Regions from separate parts of the Homo sapiens genome. Here region 1 is linked to region 2. A link is a contact called in ENCODE Hi-C or POLR2A ChIA-PET data. All regions are on one chromosome and are shown on one strand. The core of a region is the stretch at or near the end of the contact, and the rest is flanking DNA. Distances in the headings are between cores, read along the strand shown.

Region 1 (5,898 bases), core at 1,046-3,545, 780 kb before region 2:
CACGCCACTGCACTCCAGCCTGGGAACAAGAGCGAAACTCCATCTCAAAATAAATAAATAAGTAAATAAATAAATAAAGACTGTTCTTTACCATCATTAGCTAAGGTTGGTCATCTTCAGCAAGTTATACTTTTTTACCTACCTACAACTATCTTCATATACTCCCCAAATATTTTCTCTATCTTGAAACTGTAGGAGGAAAAGAAGGGCGTTTGACTGCCAATCACTATCTCATTTAACCTTTCCAACAACCTTCTGACATAGATATTATTACCTCTACTTTACTGATGAAGGAAGGAAAGAAAACTCAGTTACTCAGCTAACTTAGTGATTTAGTCATAATTTGAACCCACATCTATCTGACTCCAAAACCTGTATTTTTTCCACTATAACACCATGCCTTCCAACTTTGAGCACTTGTAACTTTTTATTATACTTTTTAATAATCATTAGTCAGCCATAATTAAAGATATAAATTAAATGATGCCTGTTTTGGGTTTAATCTGAGCATGACTGGTTTTAAGTAGGAACTCTGGAACTGTTTAAACCTACTTGTTTATTAAAAAGAAAAAATTAGGTTGTAGCAGCAACTACTGTATTCCTTTTGAACAGAACCAAAAGGATAACTCTGTCTTGAAGATTTTATTAAAATATTTCACTGAGAAATGAGAAGGGAACTAAAATAAAATGAATCATATATCTTAAGACGCCTTACTGATATTTTAAGATGAAGTATAACATACATACAGATCAAGAGTGTTCAGTTCAACGAATTATCACAAAGTGAGCATACCTGCATACTTAAGACATACATTATCAGCATCTCAAAAGGCCCCCCCTCACTATCCCTCCCAATGATTACTCCTTTATTCTTCCCCAAATATCACTACTATCCCAACTCCTAACACAATAGGTTAGTTTTGCCCGGTTTAAAATTCTATATAACAGGCCAGGCGCAGTGGCTCACGCCTGTAATCCCAGCACTTTGGGAGGCCAAGGCAGGCAGATCACGAGGTCAGGAAATTGAGACCATCCTGGCTAACACGGGGAAACACCATCTCTACTAAAAATACAAAAAAATTAGCCGGGCGTGGTGGCGGGCGCCTGTAGTCCCAGCTACTCGGGAGGCTGAGGCAGGAGAATGGCGTGAACCCGGGAGGCGGAGCTTGCAGTGAGCCGAGATCACTCCACTGCACTCCAGCCTGGGCGACAGAGCGAGACTCCATCTCAAAAAAAAAAAAAATCTATATAACGGAATCATCAGTATGTATTCTTTTGTACTTGGCTTCTTTCATGCAATGTTTTGTTGTTGTTGTTATTTGAGTCAGGGTCTTGCTTTATCACCGAGGCTGGAGTGCAGTGGCATGATCATGGCTCACTGCAGCCTCAAACCCCTGGGTTCAAACGACCCTCCCACCTCAGCCTCCTGAGGAGCTGGGACTATGAGCATGGGCCACCATGCCGGGCAACTTTTTACAATTTTTGTAGACATGGGCTATATTGCCCAGGCTGGTCTTAAACTCCTGACCTCAAGTGATCCTCCTACCTCAGCCTCCCAGATCAGTAGGATGTCAGGTGTGAGCCACCGCGTCCGGCCCACACAACATTATTTTTGTTAGATTTTTTTTCCCAGCATTTACTACATTTTAAACTGTTACAAAGCACTCCAGTTAAAATGATCACAGTTAGGAAGCTACCCTTTGTGAACTTATTTTTGGAGCAATGATGACTTGTAGATTTTGAATGCAGCAGATTTCTCATGTTGAACTGGAAGGAACAAAAATGAGTGTCAATAAAAAAAGTAGACAAAAATCTCCTCTTTACTCAAGAAAACAGTGTATGCATCACACAGCATATGTGTCACACACTAATAGTCTCCTATTACTTGCTTCTATTTCTTTTTCCCTATGATCCTGTGCTTTAGACTTCCTTGTGGCATTTGGTGGCTGCCATCATGTTCTGACTAATTCTAGAAACATGTAGATGTATTCACAACAGGTACATATCTAATTATATATTCTGACCTAGAAATTTTATTTGCATTAAAAACCTAGTATATTTAATAATAGCAATAACATCAATATTTTTAAAATGTATTTCCCCATAATCTCTTAGGTCTTAAGGACATTTCATTACTTTGTTTTGTTTTGAAATATGCCTCCTAGAATTCAAACTATTTCCAGAAAACAATGTCACAGAGACTTTTAATTGCAGATACTTGAAAAACAGTGCTTAGAAAAGAAGAAAGAAGGAAGCAGAAGCAGCAGCAGAGGAAGAAGCAGAAGAGGGGAAGGGAGGAGGAGGGAGAAGGAGGAAGAGGAGGAGCTGATTCATTTTCCATTTTAGAATTATTTCTCAACTACTATTGCAAGCAAAATTCCATTTTGAAGGGTTTAAAAGAACGAAAAAATTGCTACATGAACTCCAAACACAGAATCCTATAGCCACAATGTATCTTGTTTATACTGTATTATTATTTTATCTTTATATAAAGCGGTTTGAAACAGAAATTAAATTGTAAAAGGGGATGTTCTGGCCAGGTGTGGTGACTCACACCTGTAATCCCAGCACTCTGGGAGGCCAAGGCCAGCAGATCACCTGAGGTCAGGAGTTTGAGACCAGCCTGACCAACATGGCGAAACGCCATCTCTACTAAATACACAAAAATTAGCCAGGCGTGGTGGCGGGCACCGGTAATCCCAGCTACTTGGGAGGCTGAGGCAGGAGAATCACTCAAACCCAGGAGGCGGAGGTTGCAGTGAGCCAAGATCGTACCACTGCACTCCAGCCTAGGCAACAGAGTGAGACTTTGTCTGAAAAAAAAAAAAAAAAAAAAAAGAGATGTTTTGCTGATTCCCAAGTAGCTGCTAATGTTAGAGAACCTACTGACTGGCTGCTGCTGTATCAGAATCAAATATGACACTTCCTCCAAAATATGTAATGATGATCTTTCAGGGATTAAATTCACGCTTAGGTTTGTATAGTGTGCATGTTATAGGGAAGAGGAAATGAAAGGTTGAGATAAGTCTAACCACTGTGGATTGCACAATAAACAGATAAGTCTATTTATTGCTTGGTAAAAACAGGGACCCTGGTTAAGAACATAGTTTGTCCTACTCTTCCTCCAACCCTGAACCTTCTCCCCACTTCTGTATAGGCATTAATATATGAATTCCTTCAGAGAAGGCCTTCCCTGATCACCTTATTTCAAATAGATGCCCCAATCTCAATCCCTCCCCAGCCCTCTGCTATCCAACCACATGTTAAACTGCATGCTTCCCATCTCTTTCCTGATTAATTTTTCTCAATAATACTTCTCATCCAACATCTGTGTTTCATATTTATTTTGTTACAGTGTATACCCATCGATACTGAAATATTAGCTCCTTAAAAGTGGGCCAGGCATGGTGGCTCATGTCTGTAATCCCGGCATTTTGGGAGGCCAAGGTGGGCAGATCACTTGAGGTTAGGAGTTCAAGACCAGCCCGGCCAACATGGTGAACCCGTCACTACCAAAAACACAAAAAATTAGCTGGGTATGGTGGCACGCGTCTGTAGTCTCAGCTACTTGGAAGGCTGAGGCACGAGAATCACTTGAACCCGGGAGGCAGAGGTTGCAGTGAGCCGAGATCGTGCCACTGCACTATAGCCTGGGCCACAGAGCAAGACTCAGTCTCAAAAACAAACAGATTTTTGTTTCTATCTTTAACTATTTTTGAGTACACTCTATGTGCCAGGAAGTCTTTTATGCGGATCACATGCAAACACTTCGTCCTCGCAATGAGCCTATTTGGTCTCATTATTAATTTTAGGGCCAAGAACACTGTAACAGAGATGTTAGGTAATATGATGGTCACTTGGCAACTAAATTTATTCTTATTTTTGAGCTGGTGATTCCTTCTGTAATCTTTCTTTAGTGATACCACTAGACAATGCACATTTCTGGTAATCATGCCTGATGTCCTCACTTTTATCTTCCATTAAAAAAAAAATCTTCCATAAATATACATACCTACTGTGTACCCACAAAAATTAAAAATAAGTAAAATGATAATAATAAATTACCTCTTGTATCTATAATTTCCTTTTCATCTCCACTTTCTTGATTGAGGCCCTTAGTCATTCATTCAAAAACTACTTATTGAGCATCTACTACGTGCCAGTGTCCCAGAAACTGATATAGTCCTGAATGAAATAAAGTCCTTGCTCTCATACAGAATACAGTCTTATCACCTAGATCACAAAGCAACCTTTTTTCTTTTTTTAATTTTTGAGACAAGGTCTCACTCTGTCACCCAGGCTAGAATGCAGTAGCATGATCAGAGCTCACTGCAGCCTCGACCTCCCAGGCTCAAGCAATCCTCCCACCTCAGTCTCCCCAGTAGCTGGACTACAGGCATGCGCCATCATGCCTGGCTGTTTTTTTAATTTTTTTTATAGACGAGGTCTCACAATATTGCCCAGGCTGGTTGCAAACTCCTAGACTCAAGCGATCCTCCTGCCTCGGCCTCCCAGTGAGCCATCACACCTGACCACACAGCAACGGTTTAACTGATCTCTGTCCTCAGGATAGTTCTTGCCTTCCTCTACCTTCCTCACAGCTGATAGTCACTTACCTACATCAAATTCTTCCATGACAACTCAATTTTTAAAAAGGATGATACACTTGAACAGAAAAGGATATTCAAATGGCAATAAGCATATAGTATGTTCACTGAGGAGTGATTACTCATGAGGGGAAGAAGGTACTTAAAGCTTTTCATCTTAAAACTCTGGGTACAATGGATTAATTAATGAATGTCAATCATGGGGGAATAGGTGCTACCACTTCACTATTTATGGATGCCTTTGTAAGAATATTATCTGTACTAGCCTTATGATATTCTAATTACTCATATGCATTTAAAGATTTACCATCCTATTTTCTATTCTAAGAATTTTCTTACTTCGAAATCCATCAAATTCTATTTTATAGTGATAGAATAAACTGGAAGAGTCTTTTGTGCCCTCATGAACAGGTTTTCATCAACCACAGACCTACAAAATAAGAAGACATTTCTGAAAAAACTAACTCAGATAATGAATAAATCCAAAGAATCCATAACTCAATTAAAAAAAAAACACTATATGAAGAGTCTTACATTTACTTTTTAAAGTTTTTGATAAACTTAATGAGAGGCTAGATTCAAGCAAAGAAGATTGACAGTTTTAACTAAAACCATTCAAAAACTGCTATCAATGGGGTAATTAATGTAAAAATTGACATATAAAATATGGGTTTTAAAAGTAGTAATTACAGGGAAAGCATTTCTAAATGAAAGCTGAAATCCAGGTTTTTTTTTTTCAAGTACAGTACTTGAATGTGGAAGACTACTACTTTTTAAGAGTCTCCACAAAAATGGACTTTTGAGCCAGTGTAACCAGTATACAGAAAAGTCAAATCAAGACCATAAGCAGTACGATTATTTTTAGTCAAGGACTAAGCACAGAGGGACAGCTTACCTCAAAAGAAAATCAAGAGACTGATATGAGGACCTCCATTTTTCAAGCTGTGAAAATTTTTAACATGATGAGTTTAGGAAGATGCAAGTTCATATAGTAACCAATTTGGGTTCTACAGATCAAAGTGTAGTTTGAATAGAATCCAAAGGTAAATTATGGCCAATAAAGGATTTAGGATGCCAATAATGTTCAGTTTAATTATATTCACCTTTAACAACCAATTCGTATTAGCATTGAAAATTAGTTTTTGTCATCTAAAATGGGTCACAGCCAGGCACGGTGGCTCATGACTAATCCCAGCAGTTTGGGAGACTGAGGCAGATAGATAGCTTGAGCCGAGAAGTTCGAGACCAGCCTGGGCAACACGGCAAGACGCCGTCTCTACAAAAAATACAA
Region 2 (6,499 bases), core at 3,370-5,869:
GTATTCTCAGTAGCATTTAAATGAAAAGGTATGTTTTGGGGGTGAGAATATACTACAGTATTTCACAATACAATATTTCCATATGAGTGATTTTATTTTATTTTTTTATTTTTGTTTTTATTTTTGAGACAGAGTTTCACTCTTGTTGCCCAGGCTGGAGTACAATGGCGCAATCTCGGCTCACTGCAACCTCTGCCTGCCGGGTTCAAGCAATTCTCCTGCCTCAGCCTCCTGAGTAGCTGGGATTACAGGCATGCGCCGCCAATCACAACTAATTTTGTATTTTTAGTAGAGACAGGGTTTCACTGTGTTGGCCAGGCTGGTCTCAAACTCCTGACCTCAGATGATCCACCCATTTCAGCCTCCCAAAGTGCTGGGATTACAGGCGTGAGCCACTGCACTCACCCTGAGTGATTTTAAAATAGAGAATTGTCTTGTTCTGAGATTAAGGTTAGCTTATCGTTCAGCTACTGTTTCAGTAAAATAAATAATTCCAGTAAAGGAACGATAATTGTAGTTATCTTGGCTTGGTATATTATGCTATGGTTAGGCAATTTTAGAGTAAAGAGAAGAAATCAAAAGCTCTTGCTTAGCACACTTGCTGCTTAGGCATTCTTGTTGGAAAATAATGCGTTCTCATTTCAGAGCAAAGACAGCAAAGCTGACTCTGGTATTTGGAGAGCTAAAGGAGTGAAACTTCTTTTAAGAACGGGACCATTCGAGCCCTGTAGGAGCTTTTGAGCATGCGTATTCAACTGCTCACTCTCATGTCTATAACCCACGCTGCTTCTCCACCGTTATGTGCAGACCATAAGCCCTACAGTGGTGACAGCTGCTTTTAGGCCCCTTTGCCTTAAATACAGTAGAATGCTTATATATTAGACTTTTAGTTCTTGAATTTTGGCTAGATATTTCAACTTTCATTTAAATGTTGTAACATCCCATGATCAGAGCATTATAACCTGGAGTATCACTGATAGGAAAGAAATAGTAAAAAAAAGTATGTAAATATGTAAATGTAAACATAAATGGAAATTTGAACTCAGTTATTTGACTAATGTGTGTATACCATCTGGCTAACTCCATTTCAAACACCTTATGCATTTACTTGTAGTTTTTATCTTCTCTAAATATAATAACTTGTAGAGGAGGAGTGTGGAAGAGTCTTCCATTTACCAAAGTGATTTCTGTGTCATTTTCTTGAGTTTGATTTCAGTCTTGTGACTGGTAAATTCTAAGTATCTGCCCTTTTGAGCAAATAAACTTGTCAATCAGATATTTTCTAAAGGGGATATTTTTTGTTAATATTAGTTTAGGTTCATGTGGACATTGTTTAAAAAGCTTTGGGAACTTTAATGATTGGATTTTATAACACTTTATTAGTTATAGCCAACTATGTTACTACTTCCATCAACACCCATACTCTGTTTCTTTGTGAAATGAAAAATATTGTTTTATTTGACACTCTCCTCCTTATTATATTGTACACAGTAAAATCCAAACGGAAGCCAATAACTTCTGAACTCTAATTGTGTCCATCCTGTAAAGCATATGGGTTTGTTCACTGATTCACTTCCAGAGAACTAGGTCATCATCATGAGAACCCCCACATTCCCCAAATCAAATTTACATGTTCTTGAAGGAACACCAAATGGTAATGAGTACTTTGCTAAATAACGTTGACCTTTATTTATTTTCTTATGGATTTTATGCTGCTTTACTATGTGTCAGTATCCCTCCCTTCTTTTAGAAATCCATAAACATTGCACTTGCTTTCATTTTGAACTTTCTTCTTACTAATTTAGACATTAAATAAAAGAGACATATATGCTTATTATCCCCTAGTTTAATATATATATTTTAAAAAGTTAAGCTGATATTTTAATTTTATTTCTTCACGTGAGCATCATTTATTCATTTGTTCATTTACTCAATATGTATTTAAATGATCTCTGACCACAGTGACTAAAAACTGTTGGGTACTAGAGGTGCGAAAATGAATATGTTGTGTGGTTAATCTCAGAGTTTCACTGGGAAGTAGGGGAGACAGACGTGCCTACAAATAATTGTCGTAGAAGAGTTGTTATTGTAGGGTCATAAATGGGACAGGATGCAAAGGCAGAGGAGGGAAGTAATGACAGGGATGACTTGAAAGAGAAAGTGAGGCTGGACATAGTGGCTCACACCTGTAATCCCAGCACTTTGGGAGGCCGAGGTGGGTGGATCACCTGAGGTCAGGAGTTCCAGACCAGCCTGGCCAACATGGTGAAACCCTGTCTCTACTAAAAAAACAAAAATGAACCGGGCGTGGTGGTGTGTGCCTGTAATCCCAGCTACTTGGGAGGCTGAGGCAGGAGAATCGCTTGAACCTGGGAGGTGGAGATTGCAGTGAGCTGACATTGCACCATTGCACTCTGGCCTGGGTGACAGAGCAAGACTCTGTGTCAAAAAAAAAAAAAAAAAAATAAGAGAAAGTGACATCTGACTCTTGAAAGATTAGCAAGACAAAACAAGGAATGATGTTTTAGGCAACAAGAACAATATATGTAGATAAGAAAAGCATAATTTTTAAAAAGCATATTTGGGAAATAATGAGAAGTTTCATGAGGACATTGGGCATGAGGGGTCAAGGTGACAGATGCAATTGGAAAGGTAGGATAGATCTAGCTTGTCTGAAGGATGTCTTGTGCTTTGAACCTGTGGACCAGAGGATATGGATACTTTCAGACAATTGCATGATCAAATGTTTTGTTTTAGGAAGATAATTTGGAGGCGAAAAGACTGAAATGTGAAGGTACTGGTAATACATATGGAGAATAGTTAGGATACTATTAGAATAGTCTGGGGGAGAAATAATGAAGGCTTCTTTAACCAAGGCTGCAACAATAGGGGTGTAGAGGGGCAAACTGAGCAGCATTTCCCAGGTACTGTAGGGAACTTGGGTACAGTTGGATATGTGAGACAACGAATAGTGAGTCATTACTATCCTCCACTTTTCTTTTATCTTCCTTTTAAAAACTTCCCTGTCCTGGTCTCTCTTTAATTTTAAGGAAAAGAGCTGCTAAAATGTGTGCTTTATAGAGAAAGAAGCTTACTAGACCTTACATGTTCTCACTTATGGCATTTAGTGATAACCAGGGTGTCCCTAAGCAATTGAATAGTGATACCAGACCAGCTTCTGCATGGTACAGCTTTAATGTATTATTGTTTGAACTTCATTAATAATTAGACTTGCGACGAAAGTAACCAGTTCAAGTGATCTTATAATCAACTTTGTGCCTCAGCACCTGGAACTTTGAGAGAGCCACTGTGTTCATTTATCAGGAGGCATTCTGCTTCCTCTGTGGTGTGCCATTCCCTGACTTGGTAAAGAATATTGTCTCTCTGGCAGTTTTGTATTAGTGAGTTATACAAAGGAGGTCATAGCAAACCACCTGTACTTTAGAAAGTTAACACAGAAACACTGAAGAGGTATTTCTTCTTTGTGGTACTTCTTATATTCAAGCTTGGCTCTATTTCCGTAGCACACCAGTCCAGGCTCTCATTTTCTCACATTCGATTGACTACAAGAGCTTTCTGACTTGTCTACCTTCAGTCTCTTCCTCTCTTAAGCTGTCCTGCCCTCTGCTATTAGATTAATCTTTCTAAAAGGTAATCTTCGTAGCATTCCTCACCTACTTGTTGTCCAGTACCCATCTTTTTGGAATTCCATTTTCATCATAATTTGGCCTCAGATGTACTTACTGGCCTCAAATGTACCTATTGGACACATTGGGATGAAGTCTTGTTCTGTTGCCCAGGCTGGAGTGCAATGGCATGATCTCGGCTTACTGGAACCTCCATCTCCCAGGTTCCAGTGATCCTCGTGCCTCAGCCTCCTGTGTAGCTGGAATCACAGGCGTGCACCACCACAACTGGCTAATTTTTTTGTATTTTTAGTAGAGATAGGGTTTCACCATGTTGCCTAGGCTGTTCTCGAACTCCTGAGCTCAGGCCATCCTCTCTCTTCAGCCACCCAAAGTGCTGGGGGTTCAGGTGTGAGCCACTGCAGTCAGCCTGTTTTATGCTTTTAAGTTTCTTCTCTTTCCTGAAGTAGTTGACTGTTACATAACATGTATTATCCAAAGTTCACAGGATACTCTAAATACCAATATTATGATATCCTTATTTTTAAATATAGAAACCTTTCTCCTCTTACCAAAAACCACAGTGACTCAGCTACTTGCATGTCTAAAATGGTCTCTGCATTTTTCTGTGGCTAGTCTTTATGATGGTTATAGATCAGTAATAGCCTTTTTGGAAGCATAATATTATGTATTAATCATGGCATTCTTAAGGAATCACTGCAATTAACCAGGTAGACCAATTTAGTTGGACCGTGGTCTGTTTTTTTAGTATGTAAAAACATGGGTTCAGGGGATTAAAACAACTCAACATTCATGAAGAATATATTTTCAGATGCTCTTACATTCCCTGATTTTTCAATACTGCTACGATTTTTTTTTACAGAGTTTCTTTACTTATGAAATTGATATAAAATAACTGCCTTGTCATAAGAATGTATAATAACTGAGAAGGGCAAAGACTGTAAGCTAAATTTACTCAGCATCTGCTACATGGGAGTGACTCAGTTCATTGCTCAGCAAACCCACAAGTTACTGTGTTGTGTCTCTGTGGGGTCTCCTGGGGAGAACAGAAACAATAAATGTTAAATCTGTAAATGTGTCAAGGGGTCACTGTGGTTGACTCTTGGTTGCTAAAGGAAACAGAGGTTCTAAGGCCCTGTAAAATTATAATATTTCAAAGTGAAAATGAATGAATTAATAGAAGAAGCTGAGACAAGGATCTTATTTTGTGTTTGTTTTCCTCTCAATACCCTTGCCAATTAACATTTTTTGAATCTCTTGCTCTTCTCCACTGTAAGCCTGCCCTGATATTTTCTAATTGGATACAGAGATAATACATAACTGGCCAGGTGTGGTGGCTCATGACAGTAATCTTGGCACTTTGGGAGGCTGAGGTGTGCAGAGCACTGGAGGCCAGGAGTTCAAGACCAGCCTGGCCAACATAGTGAAACCCCATCTCTACTAAAAATACAAAAAAATTAGCTGGCTGTGGTGGCTCACACCTGTGGTTCCAGCTGCACAGGAGGCTGAGACACGAGGATAACTGAAACCTGGGAAGCAGAGGTTGCAGTGAGCCGAGATCATGCCACTGCATTCCAGTCTGGGAGACAGAGCAAGACTTTGTCTCAAAAAAAAAAAAGAGAATACGTAACAAAGAAGTAAGAAAACAATTTCAAGTGGTGATAAATGTCATAAAAGAAATAATACAAATTTTTTACTGCCCTTCATTAGATAAAGATAGTAAGAGAGAAGGCCTCTGGGCCGGGCACGGTGGCTAATGCCTGTAATCCTAGCACTTTGGGAGGCCAAGGTGGGTAGATCACCTGAGGTCAGGAGTTCGAGACCAGCCTGACCAACATGGTGAAACCCCGTCTCTACTAAAAATACAAAATTAGCCAGGCATGATGGCTGGCTATTTTTGAATGCCAGTAATCCTAGCTACTCAGTAGGCGGAGTCAGGAGAATCGCTTGAACCCAGGAGGCAGAGGTTGCAGTGAGCCAAGATTGCGCTATTGCACTCTAGCCTGGGCGACAAAAGTGAAAAAAAAAAAGAAAAGAGAAAGCCTCTGTGAGCAAAATGACATTGGAATTGAATGATGCAGTAGAGCTAGCCATATGAAGATTGGCGGCAAAAACGGTGCAGAGGCCCTTCTGAAATTCTGCTGCATCTATTTGAAGCCATGAGTGTGTGTGTGTGTGTGTGGGCAGGGGGCGGGGGGTATGTGTTTATGTATGGTGGGAGAGCTAGAGTGGGAGGAGGCTGTGCAATCTATTACCACCTTTGTTTCACAACATGGACTTGTCCATTTCAAGAAAAAAAAAATGAGGCTGAGCGTGGTGGCTTACACCTGTAATCCCAGCACTTTGGGAGGCTGAGGTGGGTGGATCACTTGAGGTCAGGAGTTCGAGACCAGCCTGGCCAACATGGTGAAACCCCGTCTCTACTAAAAATACAAAAATTAGCCTGGCGTGCTGGCACGTGCCTGTAATCTCAGCTACTTGGGAGGCTGAGACAGGAGAATTGCTTGAACCCAGGAGGCAGAGGTTGCAGTGAGCCAAGATCGTGCCATTGCACTCCAGCCTGGGTGAAGAAGAGAGACTCCATCTCAAAAAAAAAAAAAGAAAAAAAAATGAATGTCCCTATCTTGACATATTAATTTTGTAGAAATAAATTCACTTGCTAATACATGGGTTGGCCCATATAACTCCTCCATTGAAAATATTATTTTTTACAGTGACAGCTGTTAAACATATACCTAACATTCTATGTAATATGAAGATGAAGATGTTAGAGATTGCAAATTTAATAGGGAATTGGAGATGGACCATAGGAAGAAGGTAGAGACAATTCACAACTTACTAGGATGAGTACA

What was found. A loop is a pair of places that touch in the nucleus more often than their neighbours do. ChIA-PET counts read pairs that join two places held with the same protein, here RNA polymerase II (POLR2A). Pooled maps may share reads with other maps.
Region 1: a map with no recorded cell type shows a loop between it and region 2 (6-fold over the local background). The contact joins two enhancer-like sites. A Hi-C loop is called at or near these places in 2 of 37 single-sample maps with no recorded cell type and 1 of 50 pooled maps. POLR2A ChIA-PET finds 5 or more read pairs at or near these places in 1 of 52 experiments (PC-9).

The regions. Positions count from the first base shown.
Region 1 is chr1:174,006,161-174,012,058 of GRCh38, forward strand. All of the region lies in intron 1 of RC3H1 (ring finger and CCCH-type domains 1), which reads right to left. Among named protein-coding and RNA genes, the nearest start is that of RC3H1, 13 kb to the right of the region's middle. Within about 2 kb of position 2,296, at least 2 of the 41 ENCODE cell types and tissues checked have a DNase peak (open chromatin) inside an H3K27ac peak, as active enhancers do; they include PC-9, where a contact is called at or near this core.
Region 2 is chr1:174,784,957-174,791,455 of GRCh38, forward strand. All of the region lies in intron 18 of RABGAP1L (RAB GTPase activating protein 1 like), which reads left to right. Among named protein-coding and RNA genes, the nearest start is that of RABGAP1L-AS1, 170 kb to the right of the region's middle. RefSeq lists a silencer at 2,104-2,163 and an enhancer at 4,539-4,598. Within about 2 kb of position 4,620, at least 3 of the 41 ENCODE cell types and tissues checked have a DNase peak (open chromatin) inside an H3K27ac peak, as active enhancers do; they include PC-9, where a contact is called at or near this core.